Regions from separate parts of the Homo sapiens genome. Here region 1 is linked to region 2. A link is an interaction called in ENCODE POLR2A ChIA-PET data of the cell type or tissue named here. Cell type or tissue: PC-9. All regions are shown on one strand. Each heading gives the region's core, and the rest is flanking DNA. Links, peaks and the distances in the headings are about the cores only. Region 1 overlaps LINC01495 (long intergenic non-protein coding RNA 1495). Region 2 overlaps GAS2 (growth arrest specific 2).

Region 1 (8,346 bases), core at 305-8,304, 230 kb before region 2:
TTCCTCTCTTGATGACTTATGTTTCCTATTAGCATTTTGAAGCCTTGTAGATTTACGTAGTAAAGAAACCTGTGTAAATCTGTATTCTTCAAACTTAACTGACCATTATATAAGTCAGTATAGACTAGGCTATGCTGAAATAAAAAAATACATGAAAATCTCATTGGATTAAAAAAAGAAATATTCCCCCTACCCATGATATGTCTAACATGGTTTAACTACCCTGGACAAAAGCTCTATTTTTCATGGCTACTTAGGGATACCAGCTAGTAGAGTAGACGCCATAATGAAACTTGCAGGTCACTTTGCTAGTAAGAAAAGAAGTTTAGGAGAGTCTCAAAGCAGTCTTTAAAGGTTACCTCCCAAATATGATGCATCTCATTTCTACATACAACTCACTGGTCAGAAGTAGTCACATGACCATGGTCTACTAAGAGGGAGAAAGATAGGAAGAGCCTAGAGGACAGAAAAATTGGATGGCGATGAGCAGGACTAATGACTACAACTGCGGAACTCTTTATTATTGTAAAAACTATAACTGGCTTGTAGAATTGCATTCTGGAAAACTGCAGCAGATGAGTTTCCAGCCCCTTCAGCTCTGAAAGTCTGCAATTCTATGATCCAATTACAAAAAACATTTCCCCCTTTATAAGTTAGTGTGTATACTTCTCCAGGAGAAACCAGTTTTTCTTTTTTTAAAAAATTGTGGTAAAATATGTATAACATAAAAGAACACACCTTATTTTATAAGCTAAAGTTTTACATCAGATGAACCTTTGAATCGACTAAAATACCTTTTAGGAGAGCTGATTCATATCAAAGCATATCTTCACACAAGCCACTGCACAGAAACCACTTACATTTTATGTCCAATTGCATACTTTTAGATTAACAGAGAAAAATGAAGGTTGTATGAGACTAAATCCCATTGAAGACCATAATCTATGCAGTTATTTCTTGGGTGGGTTCAGGGACAATTTGTGAGCCCTTTGCTTAGGGGTCTTTCTTCTATCCACTTTCTGTTGTCTGTTAAGTTTCCAAATATAAGAGGAAAATGATTTTAAGTTAAGTTTCCAAATATAAGAGGAAATATAAGAGGAAATGGTTTTAAATTAAGTTTCCAAATATAATAGGAAAAATGATTCACCAGCTAAAAACGTTATATATATGTATTAGGCAAACTGGCATCCTCTACATTTAAAATATGTGATTACATATATGTGTGTATGTGTATGCATATATATATATATATATAAAATTGAATATATGTAATTGACTATATATATTCAATTAATCTGAAGCCCCCTTCCCAGCTCTCCCCACAAAAAATGTCTCGGGTGCTGGGAATACAAATAGGTAATGTCCTCACCAACCTTTCTCCCTGTTATTCACCTACTTCCTGTGACTTTTATTTTTGAGCCATAAAATACCTTCATTTTCTAAAGAAATAGGAAAACTGCAGTCTTGCAGAAATGAAAAGCTTGTGTTTAGCGTGGTTTAATTTTTTTAGTGTGGGGATACAATTTTTCATGTTTGGGTGAGCTGCTGGCTTGTCTCCAATAAGAGAAGTTCAATTTATCTACAGTTCATTCTGAACGACTACCTAGTGGGGACCTCAGTGGCCAGGGTAGTATTTAATCTGTCCCAGAACAGCCTGAGGCTATGATGAATTCCCAACCTTCTACCTCTCTCCCCTTAATACACATGTGATTTGTTGACGTGTTTATATAACATTCTGGGAATAGAGGCTGATTTATAAACATTTTGTAATGCAAAATAGATTTGAGCACAGCACTGTGCAAGTCATGGTTTGTGAATTGCTAATAGGCCACGAGTTTGGCTTAAATATACATCACATCCCGAGACATTAATCAATTCCTAGAGCTGAGTGAATACAAGGCTTGTCCTTATGGGAAACAAAATGCCTATTTTGAAGAAAGGAATTATAATAAGGAGCACACAGGCATTCTAGACCTTGAAGCTCTTAGCAGCAGCACGTCTTTTGTTTCATTTTTGAATGAAAAGCATTTGAAAGAAGAAGCTTGTGGTAGATTCAGTATGACTTTTTTTTAAAAAAGGATAAATATAGTGGTTTTACATTTATATGAAATATCCAATTGTTTGGCTATTTGTGGACTCCCAAATATTTGGTCCTTGGACAGCATAATGAAAAACTCCTCTTCTATATAAAATCTCTCCAGGGCTGAGCCCATCATGAAAAATTAATGGATTTATGAGTGGGAGGAAATGGAATCTTTTTTTTTCTTTTCTCTTTGTATTTTGTTGTTACATACTGTTAAAGCACTGATGCTTTTTTTTTGTCTATGTTTCCAATATACAGGATTAAAAATTTTTTTTCTATTATATTAAAATACATTTGGCATTCTTGAAGATGCCGTATTTACATTCACAACACCTTTAAAGTGCTTTCTCATATATCCTTTAGTGATCTGTTCAGCAGCATGTGAAAAATCTTACGCATCCTAGTATTCTTTGCATTTTAAAGATGTGATAACAGAGATTTAGAGTTTAAATGACTAGTCAAGGATATTTAGCTAAGAAATGGTGGAACTGGGATAGAAAATCAGATATTCACGTTACTAGTTTAGGGCTCTCCCTGATTGTGGTAATTGTTAATGCAATTATTTCCTTGGTTATATATTTTAGATTTTTTTAATAAAGTGATTCCTCAGGTTTTAAAACTAGTAATGAACTCTCCAATAAAAGTATGTTGCAAAAAAGAAAGCATATTACTAAAATTTAAAAAGTTTGTTATAGAGTACACACTGTATTAAATCTAGAGAATTTAAGAACTTTTGAATTTCCTTTTGGTGTCTTTGTTCCAAGGTACAATGTTCTGGCCAGTTGAGGCCTAACCCAGGGGTGGGAACATTCAGAATTTCTCTGTAAAAATCTGTTTTGGGGAACACTCATCTAGCATGCTAGTTGTTTGCTTCCATGTGAAGGGAACTCAGTGAATCTGCAGACCTTAGTCTATCTCTTGGGGGACACATCAGACTATAGCAGGCCCCCATTACTTCCTTCATCCATTCTTTTAATACATTCATTCATTCATTGTCCTCCTTCCCTCCCTTCTTCCTTCCCATTCTTTCTTTATTCCCTTCCTTCCCTCTCCCATCCCACTTCATCTATTTATTCTATTAACATCTTTCTGACATTTTTCTTGCATGTTGGGTTACTCCAATCTAGAGAAGGAGGAGAGGTGACTTATCTGCTTAGTACATTTGAAAAGAGTGAACAGGGCTTACGCATACTCAGCTCTCCTACTTTCATCTACTTTTTGAAATAGTCTTCCTGCTCTGCTCCTCCAAGGCTAGGCTCTTCACCTGTGAGGGACAGGAAAGGGGGCTTGTCACAGTTCACTGAGGCTGACATTAGGTTGGTAAGTCTGCCTAATTCCCAGATACACACATCAACTGGCCCTGCTCAACTTTCATCTGTCAAAATGAGATATATGGGCAACCACCTGTCACTCCTTGGTCTTATTTTTTTAATTTATTCAGATCCTGGGGAAATTACAGAAGTGCCATTTATTGAGCAGGCTTAAAGATGTTAATAGCCATAAACTGAGCATTTGGATATCTTGTGAACTATATATTCATCTTTAACTTTGGAGCATTTTCTAGAGAAATGTATTTCAAAAGCCTGCAATATAGACAGTAATAATAATAATTGCAGCTGACATTGATACTGTGGTAAATACTTTACTTGTTTTATCTCAATGAATCTTCATTATACTAGTTTTGATGAATACATGTATTATCTTCAGCTTTCGATAAACAACTGAGATTTTAGTCTTGTATCTTTTCTGAATTAAAATATTTCCCTTTATTGATAAAGCAACATAAAAATGGTACTGTCTAAAGCAGAAAAGGGTAATTGGATGGGGAAGGATTCTATGCTGTGCCCTCAGGATTGAAACTCTCATTGCAAAAATTATAACGGAGAAAATTATTGCAGTGAAAGAAATCTGACCTAACTGACTCCATCTTCCTTCTAACCTCCATGCTATCCTCATTCATTCCTGCATATGGGCCAAATTGACTTTGGAAGGAACTTAGTTTACAGTTTAACTTTGAAACAAAGATGATAACTGCCCTTTGCCAAAACAAACCCCCTGCCTACCTAGGGACTAGACTGCCTTTGTAGGACTAACAGAATAGCTACAAGATTAGAAATTATGGTTTAGGAGCCATGCAGCTGGAGGCTGCAAGATTCTGAGCCTCCTCAAATTGTTCCTCAGGATTACATCACTATTGTAAAACCTAAGATCAGTGCTTGAGATATTTTGCACACCCTGCACTTAGTGGATCAGCTGGCACCAACCATATCCATAAACTGGTTCTTCTGGTTTTGCTGCCCCCACCTAGGAACTGACTCAGTGCAAGAGGACAGCTTCCACTCCCTATGATTTTATCTCTGACCTAACTCCCCACTTTCCAACCCTCTACCCACCAAATTGTACTTAATAACTCCATCCCCAAATTTTCAGGGAGATTGATTTGAGTAATAACTCCATCTCCCACATGGTGTGGCCAGCCTTATATCAGTTAAACTCTTTCTTTACTGAAATACTGTGGTCTTTACTTGTGCAGCAGGCAGGAAGAACCTATTGGGCAGTTACAAGATCCCACTTTAGAAATAAATAACTTACTCCCCAGGCTGCTGGCAAGCTCTGGCTGTCACCATTCAGCTGTTAGCCCTCTTGGGGACAGGCAGCAGGCAGTAGGCAGTAGGCAGTAGTTTGCTCATTCATACTTGCTCTAGACAATGGAGGTCCATTGAAAGCTTTTGCACAAAAGTTGTGCGTTCTCCCTGACACCACAGGGCATTCTCCTACACCATTATTTTACTTTCAGGCCCTCCTTTCATTCATTATTTCTGCTGTAACAAAATACCTGACATGGGGTAATATACAAACAACAGAAATTTATTTCTTACACTTCTGGAGATGGGGAAGTCTATAATCAAAATGCTGGCAAGTTGAGTTTCTAATAGAGCCAAGTTTCTCTGCTTCTAAGATGTCACTTTGTTGCTGCATCTTCTGGAGATAAAACACTGTGTCTTTACATGGCAAAGAAAAGCTGAACCCACTCTCTCAAAGCTTTTGTAAGGAACCTAGTTCCATCCATGAGGGTTTCCCCCTCATGACTTAATCATTTCTTAAAGGCCTCTCCTCTTAATACTATCACATTGGCCATTAAATTTCATCACATGAATTTTGGGGGACAAATCAGATCATAGCAGGCACCGATTTCTTCCTTTATCTGTTCTCTTATACATACATTCATTTGTTCATTGTCCTCCTTCCTTCACTTCTTTCTGCCCTTCCGTTCTTTACTCCCTTCCTTTCCCTCCCTCTCCCCTCCCACTTCTTCTACTTATCCTATTAACATCTTTCTGACATTTTTCTTGCCCGCTACTGAAGCCTTGATCTGGATCATTGACTCTTCCCCCTTCTGCTTTGACTGTCTCAACAACTGCAATTTTGTCTCCTGGTAAATTAAACTCAAGCAATTGCTGGCAGAAAAGCAGCTCTTAAATGACAGTGTAAGTTATTTCTCACTGGGGCTCTTTTCTCCCCTCACGTTTATGAGATAATTGGAAATAAATCTGTGAGCATTAAAAAAAAAAGGAGTGAAAAGATACTAAGATAATTTTACACCAGACTCCATTAGAATCTCTTAGAACTTTTAACTTCTGTACCTTAATACATGGCTTAATTCCTTCACTACTGCTTATATTTTAAATAATAGTCTTCTGGGATAGATGTTGTTTGAGAATGAAGTATAAGCCATACAGAAAAATGTTGTAGACTCAGATTTAACTGTCACAATACATCCTAATTCATAAACAGTAAATAATTACTTAGCATTGTCAGAAAATGATATATTCTGCTTAATCCAAAATTCTATTTACTGAAGCATGCTAAATAATCTAGATATGAATTATCAATTTCAAAGAAAAATATTAGAATTTTTACTGAAGTAAACTAATTTTTTTGATGATTCAAAATGTTTTATCTCTAGATTCAGATTAGTTGGTTTAGAAGCCCAACACTATTGCATCTTTGAGTGAATGTCAAACTTTCTAAGTTTCATGTATCTCATCTACAAAATGGGGAATATGATAATTTCTAACCTCATGGAATTATGGTACAAACTAAATAGAAATAATTTATATCACATACTTGGAATAGCTTCAGAACATATGATAGGTGTGGTGGATTTCAAATATGTCCACACATTCCTCAATACTTTTCTCTTTAAGATGTGGAGCTTAGTTCACATTCCATTGACAGCTGCTACACTTAGTGATTTACTTCCAATGAATAGGCTATGGAAGTTTTCATGACATATCATTTCCTGTGCTAGTCATTTCCTGTGTCCTGGTTGCTCTCTTGGGTCATTTGCTCCAGGGAGAAACCAATTGCATGTAACTAGGACACTTAGCTGATGAATTGAGAGGCGCACGTGGTGAGGAACTAAGGCCTTCAGAGATAACCAGCAAGGAATTGAATCCTGCCAACAACCATGTGAACGAGTTTATGAGCAGATCCTACAGATTTCACATGACTAAACTGTCATCATCTTGATGGCAACCTCATGAGAGACCCCGAGCTAGAACTACCCAGCTAGCCACTTCTGGACTCATAACCCTCAAAAACTGTGAGAGATAATAAGTATTTGTTGCTTTACATTTGGGCATTGTTTGTTATGCAGCAGCAGATGATGATTAATGTAATAAGCACTTAATATTTGTTAGCCATTATTATTATTCATTCACTCTCAGTAGCTGTTTTGAGGCACCTGAGCACACCCACCTTTTAATTCGAATCCCATAAAGCTCCAGTTGGTTAAAGCTGGACAAACCCCTTTGCGTTAGTGCTTTGACCTGATTTTGAGGTGGTTTCTAAATTTAGAACTAGCTATGAGTTAAATGCTCTCACTTTATAAAGAACAGCTTGATAACTTTATTTTCTAGAGCAGGATGATAATCTTTAAAAAAGTGACAAAAGATACTACTGCTCAAGTTTCATTGATGTCCAAAATAAAGGGGTGAGCATGTGTTCACTTGCTATATATAAGTACACTTCACATGCCACGAGTCTACTTATTCCCCTTGATCAAATGAGAGCCCCAAAGCTAAGAGAATGTAAATGAGTTTCTAAGATGCTACAGGAATAAGACTGCAGAATGAGGATTTGGACCTGGTTGTATCTGGCTTCAAATCTGGTGTTCTGGTTACCTTATGCCTCTGAGGAAGGAAAGATGGGATCAGAGCCCAGATTTAAATTGTATCAGGCAACTCTCTCTCTCATAGGTAGACTGTTCTGTTAATGAATTAGGACCCCTAGTCTTGTTCCTAGTGAAGGCCAATGGTTCTGCACATCCCTGCGCATGCACACACACACACACACACACAATCACAGCTAGACATCACATGCTTGATCCCAGTGAGACTTTTACCAATGGTATGTGGAAAGTCTCGGTGAAGAATAGAGGACACCAGATGAGCCTATGGATGACTCAGTACAACCTGTCACATTGGTTAGGAAATTCAATTTCAAGCCATATTTGCCTTGCTGAGAATGAGTCAGTTGTTCTTTCTCTTCTCTGACACGTCAAAGGTTCACCTGAACAGGTCAAGGTTGTCATAGGAAATGGAAGAGCATAAAGAATAATGAAAACAGTCCAAGAAAGGTATTTTGATATTCATCAAACATGGAGTTTAGTGTCATTTCACTATATTCTCCATGAAATAAGATTTTTCCAAGAACATTTTATATAGCAAACAAAGTGGTAAACTGATAGCCTGAACTTATATGTATGTCTCTTTTTGGGGGAAAGGTGCTCTAAATCAGTTTTTTAATAGTGTAGACACTTTAAAGTTCTTTCTGTCTATTAAGGGATTTGAGTGATTCCTTTCCCTCTCTAACAAATGGCTTGGCATTTCTACTGTATGGATTTTTTTTTTTTTTCAAATAGGCATCTCAACCACTAGTCACTTAAAAAAAAGAATTCTATCATATCTTACCAAATCAATACTTGGTAATAGTAAAGTTCCAACTACTGCCCAGTCATTAGAGGTCTGGTATCTAACCTCTGGAGTATGATTTCTTAAAAGTAAACTCAGAGGCTGGTAAACACATGGTGATGTAATTCTAGAAATGCTAGCTAATAACTTTATTTGGGTCAGCTTTACAGTCCTGAGGGAATGGAAGGCTACCACTCAAATGGCTCTTGGCCACTCATGGGTCAGTCTAACCATGGAATACTTTGTTTCAGCAATGACTAACTGTCTAAGAAAGAATGGCAAAGCTAG
Region 2 (8,346 bases), core at 332-8,331:
TTAGGTGGGCATGGTAGTGCATGCCTGTAGTCCCAGCTACTTGGGAGGCAGAGGTTGCAGTGAGCCAAGATCGTGCCACTGCACTCCAGCCTGACGAGATCGCACCACTGCACTCCAGCCTGTGGTTAGTCACTTTCTGCTAAAAAAAAAAAAAAAAAGGAAAAAAAAAAAAAAAAGAGAAAATGCAGGCCAATATGATGAATACACAATACAAATTCTGTTACACTGGCTTTTTTGTATTTTGGGCATGCTACTTTCATTTCTGAACTGAGCTGCACACAATTTTGAAATAAAAGTTCTGCACAGGCTACCTGTGTGGTGAGTATTTAAAGCTACTGATGTTTTTCCACCTGCAGAAGTCATTATTTTAATTGGGGGCTAAAATATGAACTACTTAAAAAGTAATTTGTTTTCCTTAAGACTGCTCCCAAAAATGGAAAAAAAAAGTCATTTTAAGCAGATGTTTCTTGAAATCCAAATATATTAGATATTCTGAGTTTAACTTAAATGGTTCATCTGTTGTTCCAGTCGGATTTTATTTATTTATTTATTTATGAGACAGAGTGTCACTCTGTCACCCAGGCTGCAGTGCAGTGGTGTGATATCTGCTCACTGCAACCTCCGCCTCCCAGGTTCAAGCCACTCTCCTGCCTTATCCTCCCAAGTAGCTGGAATTACAGGCATGTGCCACAATACCTGGCTAATTTTTGTATTTTTAGTAGAGGCAGGGTTTCACCAAGTTAGCCAAGTTGGTCTTGAACTCCTGATCTCAGGTGATCTGCCTGTCTTGGCCTCCCAAAGTGCTGGGATTACAGTGAGCCACTGCACCCGGCCAGATTATATTTATTTTAAGGTTCATGGAATTGAACTACATGCCTGTTTCTTAAGATAAAAGATAAGCCTTGAGCATCTTGGTATAAAACTTTAAAATAATTTCTTTTTTTTTTTTTGCTTTTGACTTAACTGTGTTTCACAAAAATAATATTAATGTTTTCTCAAAGTTTTCTAGCAGCTTATTTCTTCATTTGTTCATTCACATGCTCACTGAGCACATTTACTAGGTGCCTAGTATGTGAATAACATTATGCTTACCTCTGTAGGAGATACAAAAAATAATAATAAAAAAGATATACCTCAAGGTTTGTAACATACTAAAGAAGACAAACACTGCATACAAAACATACTACTAACAATAGAATATGTTTGATCAGTGCCAGAGTAAGTGATATTCATGAGTATGACATACGGAAAACAGATCAATGTGTACTGGATGAATCTCCCTCTGGAACTCTGATTAAAGATAGAACTTGTCCAAGGAGGTAGAAGGTAGGGCATTGAAGTTGGGGGCCATACCAGGAACAAAAGCATAGCAGCAGAAATAGAAAGGTCTGCAAGGGGAATCTGTGAAGGCAGCCTATAGATAGATCACGGAGTAGGGTGTAGGGATGTTAGATGGGAAAGATGGGTTAGAGGAATACAGGGAGACCTTTGGATATTGGGTTAAAGTGCTTAGTTTTCATATTCCAGGTAAAGGAGAAAATTAGGGATTGTGCAATAAAGGTGTCTGGAGAATGCCTCAGTGAGGACGGTGTTTAGCCATCTTAATTTTAGCAGTGAGCATGGTATGTATTGGAGAGAGAAGTTGAGGACACAAAGAATAGCCATTGTTCTTGTTGCTAGAGGTTTAAGTATCACCTTATGAAGATTTTTATTAAGGTTATGGCATGAGAAATAGAAGGAAGCTTGAATCTGTAGGACTTCTGACTAATAATTTACACAAAAAATTAAGGCAGGAAAATGGAATCTTCTGAAACTTGGATTAATAGGAAACAAAAAAAGGAAGGGGCTTTGAGAAAGATACGTTTAGAAAGAGTATATAAGAAAGCAGTGCAGTGGCACGATCTCAGCTCACTGCAGCCTCTGCCTCCCAGGCCCAAGCCATCCTCTCACCTCAGCCTCCCGAGTAGCTGGGACTGCATGCAGGCATGCACCACCATGCCTGGCTAATTTTTGTGTTTTTGTAGAAATGGGGTTTCACCATGTTGCCCCATGGCTGGTCTCTAACTCACGAGCTCAAGCAATCCACCTACCTCCGGCTTCCAAAATTCTGGGATTACAGGCCTGAGCTACTGTGCCCCGCCTACCTGTATTATTTTAATCAGGAAAACCATTTCAATAGAATCTAGAGATATGGTTTTATACATTGGCCATGTTATTCAAGTTCCCAATGGTGGTTTTTAAAAAATACATACATGGTTCTATTTTAAATTAAAGAAAATTGATCTGGCTGGGTGCACCCTAGATTACATGACTGTAATCCCAGTACTTTTGGAGGCCGAGGCTGGAGGATTGCTTGAGCCCAAGGAGCTCAAAACTGCAGTGAGCTATGATCCTGCCACTGCACTCCAGATTGCGTGACAGAGTACAATCCTGTAGAGAGAGAGAGAGAGCGAGAGACCTACGGCGTTCTTGTAGTCAGACATACACCTAACAAAAAATACTTGTCCTGCATTATGTCCTGCCTTGTGGGTCAAAGTAATTGAATGGGCCACTGGGGATGAGAATGGAATGATTAATGGAGGCCAAATTGTGAAATCACTGGTAAAGCTGGTTCTTTGAGTTTTGTTGGTTAGTTTTCATTCCCCTTGATTACTAAATGATGGAACTCTTTCACCCAGGATATCATTTTGCCACCTTTTATTTGAAATAAAACTGTTATGCAGTTAGCACTATGTTATGAAAATATTAAATGTTGAGATTCTTGCAACCAAAGGAAGATAGAAAATTCCAAAGAAATGACTATTTCTGGTAAGCTCCTATCCCAGTTATGTAACTCAGCTAGAATAGCAATTTTAGTGATAAAACTGTGTCAAATATTTTATTTAGTGTGAATCTGACATTTGATTTTCCTTTTATAATGCTTCTTTTTGTTATTTCAGGGAAGGAGATTACAGCAGAAACTTTTATGGAGAAGTTGGACAATGGTGCCTTGCTCTGTCAACTTGCAGAAACTATGCAGGAGAAATTCAAGGAGAGCATGGATGCTAACAAGCCCACAAAGGTAAAAGATCCCAATGCAAAAATCACTCTTAGGTGGTAGATTACATTTATAATTGCTTATAAATTGTGTGTAATTAAAAAATTTATTGTGAACGGATGCATCAAGGTCTATACTAACAACAAAGTACAGAGAGTTCTTTTTAATTAGGTAACATGTTATTTGCACTCTAATTACATAAATTGCATAATCCTTTTGGTGAATCTAATTAAATAAAAGCTTATGAGAAATGATGGTATTAAAAGAGTATTGTGTATAAACTCAATGAATCTGAAATATTGATTAAAAACTTAGCAGAGAAATAATTGTGTCATTAGGCAATGCACAGATCTAGCCAAGAAAGATTTACTGAATAGATCTTTGTTTTCAAAAATATTATGGCAGAATACTAGAACAAAATTTCTGGACTGTAATTTTTGGTTTATTCTAAATAAGTAGTACCATTGAACTAAGTAAATTTGGACAAATTATTTTATTTCTAACTGCTCAGATTTCTTTTCTCCACATTAATTCTAATATTCTTTTCTAGTGATTATAAACACTTGATGAAAGTATAGTGTTTGACTTTTTTTGAAGAAAACAAGAGAGATTGTACTTAATTTTTAATAGAGAATGAAAAGAGATATAAAAAATATTAAAATAATGTTGGCCAGGCATGGTGGCTCATGCCTGTAATCCCAGTACTTTGGGAGGCTGAGGCGGGCAGATCACTTGAGGTCAGGAGTTTGAGACTAGTCTGGCCAACATGGCCAAAACCCGTCTCTACTAAAAAAAAAAAAAAAAAAAAAAAAAAAAAAAAAAAAAAAAAAAAAAAATAGCCTGGCATCATGACACATGTCTATAATCCCAGCTACTCAGGAGGCTGAGGCGGGAGAATCGCTTGAACCCAGGAAGTAAAGGTTGCGGTGAGCAGAGATCACGCCATTGCACTCCAGCCTGGGTGACAGAGTAGGACTCTATCTAAAAAAATAATAAAATAAAAATGTTGAAGACAATTTAAGACAAAAAGCAACTGTTAAGCCTTTTCTGCAACTCTGACAGAAAAAATAAAAGGGGTGTATGTGTGTATTACCACTGAATTTATTTTTTAAATATTTTATATTACTCCGTAAAGTATTGTATAATATACAAAACCTCCCTCTATTTTTTTATTTCTTAAAAGCAGCTCTGTGAAGGTATTAATTAATTCAGTGGCTCCCAAACTTTGCTGCACATTGGAATTACCTGAGCATCTTTTAAAAAAATGCTGAGAGCTGGGCTGGATGTGGTGGCTCGTGACTGTAATCTCAGCACTTTGCGGGGGTCAAGGCAGGCAGATTGCTTGAGCTCGGGAGTCGAGATCAACCTGGGCAACATGACAAAGCACCATCTGTAAGAAAAACACAAAAAAGTTAGCAGGGAATGGTGGTGTGTTCCTGTAGCCCCAGGTATTTGGGAAACTGAGGCGGCAGGTTCAATTGAGCCCAGGAGGTTGAGGTTGCAGTGAGCCAAGATCACAACACTGCACTCCAGCCTAGAAGACGGAATGAGACCATTTCTCAAAAGTAATAATAAAATAAAATAATACTGAGACCTCGATCCCATGCCTGAACATTCTGATTTAATCCCATAGGGTGAAACCTGGGTACTAGAATTTTTAAAAAGCTCCCCAGGTGATTCTAATGTGCAGCAAAGTTTGGTAACCATTAATTTCTTTTAATTTTCTCCTTAATTGGATGGTTGAAGACTGTAAGTAATTTGTACAAGATTGGCTAGTAAGTGACCAAGCAAGAATTTGACACAGACAACTTTGCAAGTTTAATGCTCTCTCATTTTTGTTCATTATGTCATTATGTGTAGCCCAGGTGTGAGGAGACTGTTTATGAAAATGCTTTGTGTCAAGCTTAATGTTAGGGCACCAATTTTTCTTCTGCTCTCATTTCCATCGTGATGTAACTGGCCTCTACATCAGCTACTGATGAAAAAATATAATGCCGATAAGAGGACAACTTGTATAGAAGGTTTACAGTAAAGCAATGAACAGAGGGAAATAAGCTGTGGTGCCCAGACTCTTGAAAGCATTACCTTCACATTACGAAGTTCCTGAAACTTGTATTGCTTATTGTTGAGGATGGAGAGCCGAATGCCTCAGTGTAAAGAATCCTTGAATCCTCCAGAGTAGTAAAGATTAACCAACTCTATTAAGGCTGTTGTGCAGTTCTGGTTTTGCTTTGTTTATAAGCCTTTGCTTTTTTAAAACAGAAGCAAAGATTCCCAAATAGATTTGTAATTGTAAGACTCAATGTAAGATAACCCTAAAGCATTAGCCTATAGGTCAAAGGCTTTGACATTAAGTGCATTTTGCTTGGGTTCTAGTTTTATTTATTAATTGGACGTGTCTGAGCCGTACTTTCCTTATCTGTGAAATAGGATTAATAATTACATATGTATAGCTTCCATAGAGCATTGCACAAAATAGGGCTCTTGATAAAATCTCTTTTTGATAAAATCTCTTTTCCTTACGTGAAAGATAAGAGACCCTTGTAAGTATTTTCGATTAACTATAAGAAAATAAATACTTTATAGTCTACGGCCATACCACCCTGAACATGCCCAGTCTCGTCTGATCTCGGAAGCTAAGCGGGGTCGGGCCTGGTTAGGCCTTGGAAGGGAGAAAATAAATGCTTTATAAATGTTTGTATTTAGCATGAGAGCTGCTATGTGCAAATATGTATACATTTGCCCCAATCTCCATGATAATATGGAATATTGAGAATATTTATTGATCAAAAGTTATGTAAGTACTTTCCTTTTAAACAGCCATTTCAATATTATAATTTTTATAATAAAACTATAAAACAAAAAGAAAAGAATTTTTTTCAGTTAGTAAAACTGCAGCAAGTTATTAAACTTGAAATAGTTCCGTGAACCTGAGCAAATTTTTAACTGAATATAAAGCTAAATTTTTTTCTGATTGTGATAAAGGTTTTAGTATAAAACCTTAAATGTGTTACTTGAACAAGTGGAGGTTTAAAAATACTTATTATCATCTCACCAAAAAGTCACATGCACCTGTATGTTCATAGCAGCACTATTCACTACTGCAAAGACATGAAATCAACCTAGATACTCATCAACGGTGGACTGGCTAAGAAAATATGGTCCCTATATACCATGGAATACCTTGCAGCCATAAGAAACCAAAATCATGTCCTTTGCAGAAACATGGGGGCAGCTGAAGGCCATTATCTTAAGCAAGTTAATGCAGGAACAGAACCAAATGGTCTCACATATAAGTGGGAGCTAAACACTGAGTACACATGGACACAAACAGGAGAACAAAAGACACTGGGGCCTACTTGAGCAGGAAGGGCGGCAAGAGGGTGAAGGTCAAAAAACTACCTATTGGGTTCTATGCTCACTATCTGGGTGATGAAACCATTTATATACCCAACCTCAACAAGGTGCAATTTACCCATGTAACAATCCTGCACATGTCCCCTCCGAACCTAAAATAAAAGTTAAAAAAAAATACCGATTATGACCTCACTTTCACTGCTCAATACATCAAATTTGATCTGAGGTAAAAGTTGACACAGTTGCTCTTGACTGAATTGCCTTCTCTGTTCTTGGCAGCATTTATATATTCACGACTGACTGCCAGTAATATGCAGCTTAAATCAATAATAACTTGTGCCTTACTGTATGAAAAGTGCAAAGATGACTACATTTTATTTTTTGCCTTTTATAGTAAAATTTTAAAAGATGAAAGGCCAGAGGGTTAGTATGTATATCTTCATGGCTACTATTGTTCATAAATATACTTCTGTTAAACTCAAGATTTTTCAGTCCATTGTTGGTCTAGAAACAAAAAAGACTTATGAGATTGTAAGCATGTTGATGTTGTTAAATCTAAATACAAATTTAAACAATAATGGATTCACTACAACCCAGGTAATTAGGATTACAGTGAATATTTCCCATGGGAAAAAATGAGGCTTTCAAATTGAGTATAAATAGTCTGGAGGTTACAATATTAAGTCTGATTTTACACGTGTGTACACTCATGTGTTCATGTATGTGTTTGTAGAGAACTATTTCTCATTTTGGCATTTTGGAGTTCAGAAAAAATGGTGGCGAAAATGGATGAATTAGTCAATACATTCTTTGAATTAATGAAACTGTGCATAGGGAGATGTTGAAACAGAATTACTTTTAAAAAATTGACAAACTTGATCCCATCCAAAGCCATGCCACAGGAAGCTCTCTGTAATTTTTTTCTAGCAGCTTTAATCTTATCTCCTCATTTTCATAGCAATATTTTTTACTATTCTTGGTTGATAGTTAATTTGGAGATTTTACAGCTGTGTAAACAAATTTGAACGAGTAAGTTATGCCTGGTATGTGTGAAGTATGTCTGTATTAAGGATGATTTAAATGCTCTTAAATCTTTAATAAATGTTAGTTCGCATATTTAATATTTTAGATATTTAGATATTTCTAAATTTAATATTTAGATATAAATCCATGACTCTTTTATATCCAGCTTTGGTTTGATAAAATACTCTGAATGGAAATAATTCTGTCCTATGATTCTTTCTTCCCAGACATCAATAGGTCAATTTAAAAATAGCTTCTTTACGTGTGTGAGCTCTAAGTAGTTAACCTTAGCCTTTGTGTAGTGGGCCATTTTCTAACTCTGCATGGGAGCAATGCAGAGACTTCACAGACTAGGGCAGTAGATGGGTGGAAGCATTTGAGACCAGTGTGCAGCCATTTAATGTGTAATTTTATTTAATTCATTTATACATACTATAATATTATGAATTCACTGTAATTACAAATCTTAATATTTCTGGAGTTGAGGATGTTTAAAGGCAAAAATATAAATGAAATGAATCTTTCAATATTGTTTTAGGATGAGAAAACCAAACCAAATGACAGGTTTAAGGTTAGGTTTTATGTCTTTTGACTCTCAGCTACCCGATCGGAATTGGCATCTCTAATCAAGACAGGGGAATTGTTACATTTATGCGTGAACTTTCTTTTCCCGGTCCAAATAGTGTTCCACAGTACAAACCCCTTCCTATTGTATATTTGCTCTCTTTCCCCCACCCCCACCAATCACAAGTTTGCTGATTTGTGCAAAAGACTCTCTCAACCACGGGGCATCAGCGTGGGGCAAGACATTCAAAAGGTTTAACCTCTCTTTTTCTACTAACTTTCCTTTGCATTTGTCTCATTTATTTTGAGTCTCTTCTTCAGACATCAGAGTTTCTCTGGGTTTAGAGCTTCCTCTGACTTCAAAG

What was found. ChIA-PET counts read pairs that join two places held together with the same protein. Peaks named below come from ENCODE experiments on the same cell type or tissue, not always from the same donor. Only the 100,000 strongest peaks of a DNase experiment are listed, where the experiment ranks them.
Region 1: POLR2A ChIA-PET joins it to region 2 with 8 read pairs; 2 of 35 experiments call an interaction of 5 or more read pairs at or near these places.

The regions. Positions count from the first base shown.
Region 1 is chr11:22,452,838-22,461,183 of GRCh38, forward strand. The region is part of intron 3 of LINC01495 (long intergenic non-protein coding RNA 1495); the gene reads right to left. Among named protein-coding and RNA genes, the nearest start is that of LINC01495, 35 kb to the right of the region's middle. In PC-9, for the core only: no CTCF peak of the experiment used is centred there; a DNase peak (open chromatin) is centred at 4,324; H3K27ac peaks cover 1,564 bases.
Region 2 is chr11:22,682,729-22,691,074 of GRCh38, forward strand. GAS2 (growth arrest specific 2) reads left to right here. Exons shown (of 8, transcript NM_001143830.3): 3 at 2,940-3,061. It also overlaps the pseudogene RNA5SP338. Among named protein-coding and RNA genes, the nearest start is that of GAS2, 20 kb to the left of the region's middle. In PC-9, for the core only: no CTCF peak of the experiment used is centred there; no DNase peak of the experiment used is centred there.